Linked DNA regions of Homo sapiens: region 1 is linked to region 2. Evidence: read pairs that join two places in POLR2A ChIA-PET (ENCODE). Cell type or tissue: IMR-90. All regions are shown on one strand.

Region 1 (5,000 bases), 630 kb before region 2:
GGGAGTCTTTATTATAAACAATGAATCTAGGGATTTATGAGCCAAAGAGCCTGGAGCTGAAGATATCAGGAACAGGTCAAAGTAAAAGCAGATCTGATTTATTGCAAGAACAAAAGGAGAGGGTCAGTATCTGCTCTTATTGCATGGTACTGAGACAAGCCAGAACATTCAAAGCCTCAAGAAAAGGCAGAAAAGCAGCGGTTCTATTTATTCCAGAATTATCTAAATGCAACTCTTTTTCAAGTTTCACTTCTTCCACAAAATTTTCTCTGGACAGTTTACCTACCTGCTATTACTCCTCTGATCCTATACAACATGCATTGTCTACAAATGACAAGCTATATTATGATTTATTATTTAATGTTTTATTTATGTACTTACATATATCCCTTCTGGTTCTAAGGAGGATTTACAGGTACTTATTGGGTATTATCATTTAGTTTCTCATGTCTTCTCTTTGTGTACAATTCCCTATTGGTTATTCCTCCATCAGATTGACTGTGCTTTCCAAACTCAGCATGGCTGTAGCAGACCCAGTAAGAGGCTACTTTTGTCCTTGCTCTCAGAGCTCTGGTTTTATTCTGGTTTCCACTCTTCCTCCATGAGACAGAAACACAGAGCCTCAACCTGCATCCCCAGGGGAGAGTCCTGGTGGGTCCACACCAATCACAGGGAGACACATGGAGAAGAGAGGAAAAAGCATCCTCCATTGGCTCAGGAGTGGGCATGAGACAAAGTGCTGACTGATGAGGGGTGGACAGAGTCTCTCAGGAGATTCTGGTAAAATTTTCCACATTTTTTAGAAGGACACATGAGAAAAGAAGGCTTTTTCCTGCTTCGGGACACTGTCTAAACTAAATGACAATCCTGGAGCTACTGACACCCTTTGAAACCATGAGGGAAAGCAGCCTTATGATGAAGCTGATGCTAAAGATGGCAGAGAGATGAAGATTTCTGGGTCTGTGCAGACACGAAGGTGTCTTTCAGCCACCAAAAGCGCTGTGCCCTCTTTCTTTCTCCTCTGGACTTCCAGTATGAAATAATAAATTTCCTTAGGACAATTTGATCCTGGGTGACCTTTTGCAGCCATAGTTGTCCTAACTGATGGCCTAGCATAACTCTTGACACATAGTAGGTGCTGTATTACCATTAATTGAGAAACTGGATCAATAGTTCAATATATTATTTGCTTTTATAATAGTTAAGATCGCTCTATCATAAAATAAGAGAAGTTATCACAAAATAGTATATTTGATCAGGTATCATGGAAACTAACATCTGTTTTAAATTTGTAATAAGAAAATAATACTACAGCAAAAATCCTGTATAAAGATATAATATGACATATTATGATTTTACATGTTATCGTGACATAATATGGTTTTAGACTATAGTTACGAATATTAGTTACTAGCAAACTTCAACATATAAGAGCTGTTTCTTTCTAAAGCCAAGAAAAATAGATTATAGAATAGGTTATTATTTAATACAACAGTGCTATATTTCCATAACACTAAAATTTTTAAAACAATTTTACATATATGAGTTTATTTGCAATACTTTATACACTATTTCATTGTCTCATGCCTAAAGCAGTTCATTATAAATATTAGGAACTTGACATGTCATTTGTGAATGAATTAAAAAAAGCGTGTTGTTAGATTATTCCATGGTTTCAAATGTCTCAATTTAATTTTGCCTCTGTTTTACCTGCCTAAAATAGGTCATATATTTTCATGAATAGCGGAGAAGAATTATCCCAGGTTTGGACTATTTTTTAAGGGTTTTAGACAATTTTTTTCATTTTGCTTTCTAACATGAAGCTAAGGAGACAAACTCTTTACTCTCTAATTAAAACTCACAGTTTCACAGCTGAAATAGGAATTGAAGAGTAAATACATACTTCAGTTTTGGTAACCATAGTTCTAGCACAGTGACCCGAGCTCAGTTGAACCTGACTTCTTAAGCACTCTAACATTGGTTAGTTCCAGCACGTTGAATCTGCTGTTGAGAATTAATGTCACAGAGGGCAATGGAACAGATGCAAGAAAACAGATTTGGTCTCAATTTTCTGTGACCAGAATACATTGTCTAAACCCTGAGCCACATGGCATCGGGAATCAACGTTTTATTTTCTTGGTCTCCGTCATGTTCTGAAACATGAACGGAAACTCCAGGAACTGTCCCGCTGAGATCATTCTGAGTCAAAGGAGTAAGGAGAGGTTAAGGGCCTCAGCAATTTCAGGGTCTCAGGTTACAGTTTAGAGCCAAATGCTGAGCAGAAAAGGGTGAATTAGCAGCGCAAAGCCTTTTTCTTGCTTTTAGCAGATTGTGCCTTGGGAGTAGGATATAGGATGACTCCATTTGTGAAGTCACATTCACGGAAATAAGGATACAGGGAAGTAAAGATTAAACAGGATCCATTAAAACACTGACTCCTTTTCTTTCTGAGAATGTGGACATTGAAATATTTAATTTGTCGAGGAGATGACATAAAGAAAACACTTGGATATCTAGAACTTGTACTTACTTAGTAGGCATATTGGTCTGCTCGGGCTTCCATAACAAAATACCACAGACCAGGTGGCTTAAACAGACGTTTATTTTCTCACAGTTCTAGAGGGCGGGAGTTCACGATCAAGGTGCCAGCAGAGTTGGTTTCTTGTTAGGCCTTTCCTCCTGGCTGGTAGATGGCCATCTTCTCACTGTACCCTCACAGGACCTTTCCTCTTTGTATGCACAGGGAGAGAGAAAGAGAGAGAGAGAGAGAGAGACTGATTTGGTTTCTCATCCTCTTCTTATAAGGACATCAGTCTTATTGGATTGGTGCCCTACTCTTATGACCTATTTAATTTTAATCATCTCCTGTAAACATCCTGACTCCAAATACAGTCATATTGTGGGTTAGGGCTTCAAGATATGAATTTCTGAGCACGGGAGCAGGCGACAAAATTTAGTCCATATCAGTAAGTAAACATGAATTTTCCTGCATGTGAAGTGTGGTCGTTTGTTAGGGCTGCCATAACAAAATCCCAGACCGGCGGCTTAAATGACAGATTTATTTTCTCACACTTCTGAAGACTGGAAGTCCAGGCTTGAGGTGCTGACTGGGTTGGCTTCTTCGGAGGCCCCTCTTTGCGGCTTGCAGATGGTTTTCCTCCCACTGTGTCCTCACACAGTCACTTCTAGGTCTCTGGGTCATATGTGTTCTAATCTCTTCTTCTTACAAGGACCCCAGGCAGACTGGACCAAGGTCCACAGTAGCAGCCTCAACTTACCTTCATTACCTTTTTAATGGCCTGTCTCTAAGTACTGTTACATTCTGAGATATTGGGGCTTAAGACTTCCACATTTGAATTTGATGGGGACGTAATTCAGCCCATAACATGAAGTGAGAGATGCTGAAATTAGAGGTGCTGTATTGAAGTAAAAACCTTGCCATGGTGGTATCAATTCATGATAAAATCTACTCAGTCAGCAGTACTCAAGACTTTGAGGACATGTCCATAAGAGTTGTCCAAATTTTACCAAATCTGTTGTTTTTCTTCCTTCATTATCTTATGGACTAAATAATCACAAAATCATATTATATTGCATAGTGGTTCTATTAGCATTCAATGCTAACATGCATATACATTTCCATATTTTTGGTATTTGATTCATGAGTGTTTGAGTGTTTTTGTTGTTGTGGTTTTTTTTTTTTTTTTGGAGCTGGAGTCGCTCTGCCGCCCAGGCTGGAGTGCAGTGGTGCGATCTCGGCTCACTGCAATCTCCACCTCCCAGCTTCAAGCCATCCTCCCACCTCAGCCTCCCCAGTAGCTGAGATTACAAGGGTGTGCCACCAAGCCTGACTAATTTCTGCATTTTTTTTTTTAGAGACGGGGATTCACCATGTTGGCCAGGCTGGTCTCGAACTCCTGGCCTAAAGTGATCCACCCACCTTGGCCTCTCAAAGTGCTGGGATTATAGGGGTGAGCCACTGTGTCCAGCCATGAGTTTTTAAATGCCTAAGCACATGGTACATTTTTCATTAACATTATGTTGTTGCTTCCAAGATTAATTGCACTGTGGAAACATAATGTGTCCTGTATGAAAAATAATTATTCTTAATTATTTGAAATGTGTTGAAGATTGCTTTATGTCTTAGACTTACCCAAATTTTGGACCTGCTCCATGTGTATTTGAGGAAGAATGTATGCTTTGATCGTTATGTGCTGGTTCCATATATAGCTATTAAATCTAGCTTATTAATTGTGTTTTCAAATTTTCCAATCTGTGTGATAGGTGTGTATGTATATGTAAGTGGGGGGCTGTATGTCTGCTCAGCCTAAAATTACTGAGATGGGTAGTGAAATTTCCTAATATAATGAATTTGTCACATTTTCCTTGTAATTAGTTTAACATTTGTTATATATATGTGTGTGTGTATATATATGTGTAAATATATGTGTGAGTGTGTGTGTATATATATATATATTTGAGACAGGGTCTTTCTCTGTCATCTAGACTGGAGTGCAGTGGCGCCATCTCAACTCACTGCAACCTCTGCCTCCAAGGCCCAAGCGATCCTCCTGCCTCAGCCTCCCAAGTAGCTGGGACCACAGGTGTGTACCACCACACTCAGCTGTGTTTTATATATTTTGATGCAAATTTAGGTGGTTGTGTTTAGTATTAACTTTCTCTGATGAACTGAAACTTTTACCATTCTTGAGTAATTTCATACACTTGGTGTTTTGTCTCAAAAACCACTTTGTTCGACACTAATATAAAGATATCAGCTTTTGATTAGTATTTGCCTGCTGTACCTTTTTTCACCTTTTACTTTTGACATTGCTGTCACTGTCGTGTTCTTGTGTTTTTAGTTTCTCATAGTCAGCATGTAGGTAAAGTTGGTTTCCTTTTCATCTTCTAGCACACTTTCTGCCTTTTAACAGATGTGTTTAGACCCTCTGCCTTTTTGTGTTATCAATTACTTGGCTTTACTTATCTTAAATGATTTT
Region 2 (5,000 bases):
CACCAATTGATCACACACTTCACTCAGGTGAAAAGCTGAACTCCCTGACTCAGCTTTTAAGGATCTACAGCCCTGCCCCACCTTTATGATCTCATTTCCAGCCACAGGAAACTTCTAGTTCTTCTCTAAATATCTTTTTTTTTTTTTAATCCTCTGCATTCAGTTCAAGATATTCCTTCCTTCTTAACCCTCCATTCTCTGGCCTGGGAGAAATTGTACTTTTCTTTAAGGCCCAATCAAATATCACTTCCTCCATGTTACCTTGTCTCTTTCCCCAGCAAAGTAGTTTACCATCACTTTGTAGTGCTTCCATATTGCTTTGTTTATGCCTCTGTTACAGCATGGATTGTAGGTAGTTGAATGTATGTCTGTCTCCTCAACTAAACTGTGAGCTTTTCCATTGCAGGGAAATGCAACGGAGTCATCTCTGAAACCCAAGTATCTAGAAAGAATGGGCGGGTCAATGATGAGTGCATTCGGGTTACAATTACTCTCAACGAATTCAACTCTATGAATACTGTTCTATGAGTCTGATCTACTGTGAATTCTAATATTCCCCTCAACATGTTTTTTCAAAAGTCAAGATTTGAGCAACATTAGTTATTATGAAGAGCTTTTGGACTCACGGTGACATAGGTCTGAGTTCCAACTCCACCACCTTGAGCCGAGTGACCCCCACCTGGAGCTGCATAAGTGATGCGGCTTCACTGACCTTCTCCATCTGCAAAACAGGACAATGTCTTGTTCACAGTTGTCAGGAAGTTTAAATAAGATGATGCATGCAATGCTGTCTGCGTGAGTCTGAATGTTTTAGTTGCCCAATAAGCACTGAATATTAATGATGCTGATGGAAATAACCATAAAGCCACAGGAGTACAGACCTCTGAGAAATTGACTTTAGTCAGGCTTTAGTCTCATTCAAATACCAGAGCAGAATACACAAGAGTGAACATCAAATGTAGTGAGAAATGTACATGCTTGGGGGGCTGGTGTTCAGACGCAGGACTCATTCATTTGAATATTTAAAAAATATTTGAGCACCTACTATGTGCTAGCCCTTGGGAGTAAAACAGAACATGAAAAGTCTCTGCCTTTGAGCCAAGTAGGGGTCCTGTCTCTGAATGAAGAAAGGACTCTTTATTGTATTGGGACGTGGCTGAGATGAGAAGCCATCTCCACTGAGGGAAACCACAGACTTCTGCACCACGTATCCCACAATGGCCACTAAGGGCCCTTCATGAGCAGGGCTCTATTCAAATAGTGACTCTGCCTCTCTGCCCCTCGTTCCCCCTGAGCTCAGAGGGGTGATGTCCTCAAACAACCTCAACAGAGCAGAAGCTCAAGTTCATGCTTATTACACAAGATTCAACGGAAGTATCATCTTTTTGTATGTCAAAAATAGCTTTTTATTTAAATAAATTTTATATGGAGATGTTTAAAGTAAAAATGAACTTCACTACATGGTCATTCTCAGAAAACTCCAGGATATGTTAATGTGTCACCATTTGTAACATTACACTGTGATTTTAAAATGTAGAACAGATTTCAGCTGTTTCTCAGTCACCTGGAAAGTTCAGGCATACACATAACCCACAATTATGTGGTCAGAGGAATCTCCAAGCCTCTTCAAAGCTACCAACTAAACAGACACCACTGAGATGACCACGCCTTTTTATTTAAAAAAAAAATCATTTAAGCAAGAAGAAATCTCTGCATATGGAAGTCCCAAAGCCAAAATCCTCCAACTGCTTTCTCTCTCACTACCAGGAACTGAATTGAGAAATCTGATGAACTCTGTGGCTTCTTAAGCAGTCACAGACTAGTGACACATCAGCCCAGCAGAATTTGCAAAACATTCTACTACGGAGCACCACAATTCCTGCCCTCTCCGAAAAGGAAGGGAAGTAAGGGAGAAGGGAAGAGAGCAACGTCAGATCCCAAGTCTGAAGAGGACACACGTTCCTGTCTTCTCCACTTTCTCTGGAAGCCCCACACCCCAAATTCAAATCAACAGGGCTCAGAGGAGCCTTTAGCATCACCAAAGGGCTTGTCTGCCTTGTCTCTGGTACTGATCTCTGCCTGGGAGACCACAGCAGAACCCACACCAACTGGGATGCTAACCTTCCAAACAGAATGGGCCCTGGAAGTGGGTGTTTACCAGGGACAGGATGAGAGTGAGATAAGAAAGGCACTCGCCTTGGGTGCAAAACTGAAGAGGCCACCAAAAAACTCAATAATCAATATAAAGAATAGTGCAATGCAACACTTTAAAAACCAAAATTAGCACCAAAAATTTCATGATGAATGAAATATCAAAATTCTAAATAAAGATAGGGTCAATATTATTGATTTTTTTTTTTGCCTCTAGTGCTTATGTTTCCTTGTGTCTAATATAAAGCTTTAGAGTCGTCTGGCCGTGAGCATGGGGCTCAGCTGCAAGCACCAGTTGGAGCGGAAGAGAGATGAGCAGGCTCACTCATGGCTCAGCAACGTTAGTGCAAAACAACCTTTTGCTGAGTAACATGCAAATGGATCTAAAACATATGGATTAAACGCCTCTGAAAATAAACAGGGTTTTAAAAGGAAAGGAAAGGAAAAGTACTTAGCCACTATGTTTGAGGTTTTCCTGAACCCAAACCTTTGGAAAACTAGCATTAGAGTGAATTACTCAGTGCCTGTAACACAATCAGCTTTGAAATAGGCTTGTCATAAACCACCGGTTTCTTCTAAAAGAAATGTTTTTCTTTTTCTTTTTCTTTTTTCTTTTTTCTTTTTTTTTTTTTTTGAGATGGAGTTTCACTCTTGCTGCCCAGGCTGGAGTGCAGTGGCGCAATCTCAGCTCACTGCAACTTCCACCTCTCGGGTTCAAGCAATTCTCCTTCCTCAGCCTCCGGAGTAGCTGGGATTACAGGCATGTGTCACCATGCCTGGCTAATTTTTGTATTTTTAGTAGAGACAGCATTTCACCATGTTGGCCAGGCTCATTTCAAACTCCTGACCTCAAGTGATCTGGCTGCCTCAGCCTCTCAAAGTGCTGGGATTACAGGTGTGAGCCACCTCACCCGGCCTTAAAAAAAATTTATTTTAATGGTTCACCCAAACTAGCTCCTCTATGCACTCCTTTTGGGGCTCATTCCTACTGTTCTTTACAAGAAGGAGCATGACTTTGCACACCGACAGGGGCCTGGGAGGCACTGGAGACCCAGGATTCAGTAGGACTCCTGAGGCGAGCCTTTAGGGGGCTTGAGGAGACCAAGCTGGGAATAAGTCCCTCACGGCATGACAAGAGTCCTATAGAGAAGGCAAACAAGTAATGCTTTGGACTAAGAGCCAGACAGACACCCAAGGGCATCAGCCTATACCATCTCTGTAACTCTGAGCATCAGTGTTTTTGTCTCCTCGCTGCAGATACCACTGCCTCCTCTGGAAGCTGGAGAGAAGGGCCCACACATGGTGAGAGCCCAGGCAGCAGCCACTGTGTACAAGTGGATGGCTCAGGTTCACCACTGGCCAGCCCCCTAAGACAGTTCCATGGGATTTTAGAAACCGGCATCTGTGGCTACCAGTGCTAAGAGATCAGCGCAACCAAGGATCCAACCTAAGTCCAGCTTTGAGGAAAAATCTAGGAAGTAGGAGAGAGAGAGGCTGAATCCCAAGGTCTGGGAGTCAGTCTTTGTTTTAGTATGTTCCAGTTGCTATGGTGATGTGGGCTGACGCAAAGGCCTCCAGACAGGGGGCTGGATTCCCCCAGAAAGAGATGCTGCTGATCACCCACCAACACTCAGCCTTCTTTGACACTGTCCAGGGCAAGTGTTTTGGTATGGCCAGTAGAAGGAGCCCCAGGCAACTGCAAATGCCCATCCTGGAGGGAAACCCATCTGCCAGGGGGCCCCTTCCCTCTGCTAGAGTTCCTCACATACCTAGCAGGGTTCTTCCAGAGGTGAAGGTATTGTCTAAACTCTCTAGACTGAACAAGCCTTACTCTCACCATCTTCAATAATTCATATGATTATGTTTTTAGAGCTGGCTCCAGGCCCAGAAGGGGCTCTTCAGTTCCCTTTCTAAGGACTGGGACCACTCATCAGTGAGGGGCAGCCTCTCTTCGGGTGTTATCCCATTCAGGGCATCATTTTCTCCCTTGAGGAGAGCTTTGTAGGAGGCAGACAGAAGCCACAGCTAAAAATTGGAGCCACCACCCGCAACCCTGCGCCTCTGCAGCAGAGCTCTTCCATTCCTGTCTATCTGACTTGCCTCCTCTTTTCAAGCCCCACCTTCAAAACATCTTGCGATCAATCAAATTTGGCTTTTTGACATCAATGAAAAAGGATGCAAGTTCCTGGATAGACCTTGCCAAATTTTAAACCCTGAAAATAAGATTTCTTTTTCCTTACCAGGTTTTATATAAAAAATATTGGGAGGTTTAACAAGATTAACAGACCAGGTTGTAAATAAGAAGCCCATTTTTGCAAAAAGCTCACAACTTTGTTTGTCCCTCCCATGCTCAGCTACAGGTTGGAGTTTCCTGCACCTATCATATACAGCCCTTCTCACTGGTCCTCCATGTACCCCATCTTTGTTGGATTATCACACATGTGGTAATTCCAGATTTCCGTTTTTAATTTTAATTCTGGTTTTCAATTTTCACTGAAAATTGTTGATGGACACACACACACACACACACACACACACACACACACACAGCAAGACATCCAGAATATTAAAGACATAGCAGGCTGGGTGCAATGGCTCAAGCCTGTAATCCCAGCACTTTGGGAGGCAGTGGTGGGCAGATATCTTGGGCTCAGGAGTTTGAGACCAGCCTGAGCAACACGATGAAACTCATCTTTACAAAAATGTTAAAATTAGTCCAAAAAATTAGCTAAAATTAGTCCCAGCTACTTGGGGGGCTTGAGGATCACCTGAGCCTAGGAGGTTGGGGCTGCAGGGAACTGTGTTCATGCCACTGCTCTCTAGCCCGGGTGACAAAAGTGAGACTTTGT

The links. ChIA-PET counts read pairs that join two places held together with the same protein. Peaks named below come from ENCODE experiments on the same cell type or tissue, not always from the same donor. Only the 100,000 strongest peaks of a DNase experiment are listed, where the experiment ranks them.
Region 1: POLR2A ChIA-PET joins it to region 2 with 5 read pairs; 1 of 35 experiments calls an interaction of 5 or more read pairs at or near these places.

What each region holds. Positions count from the first base shown.
Region 1 is chr15:81,416,713-81,421,712 of GRCh38, reverse strand. All of the region lies in intron 6 of TMC3-AS1 (TMC3 antisense RNA 1), which reads right to left. Among named protein-coding and RNA genes, the nearest start is that of TMC3, 45 kb to the right of the region's middle. In IMR-90, no CTCF peak of the experiment used is centred here; a DNase peak (open chromatin) is centred at 2,212.
Region 2 is chr15:80,786,257-80,791,256 of GRCh38, reverse strand. All of the region lies in intron 1 of CEMIP (cell migration inducing hyaluronidase 1), which reads right to left. Among named protein-coding and RNA genes, the nearest start is that of CEMIP, 9.4 kb to the right of the region's middle. In IMR-90, a CTCF peak has its summit at 3,854 (motif pointing right); DNase peaks (open chromatin) are centred at 1,806 and 2,536; H3K27ac peaks cover 2,161 bases.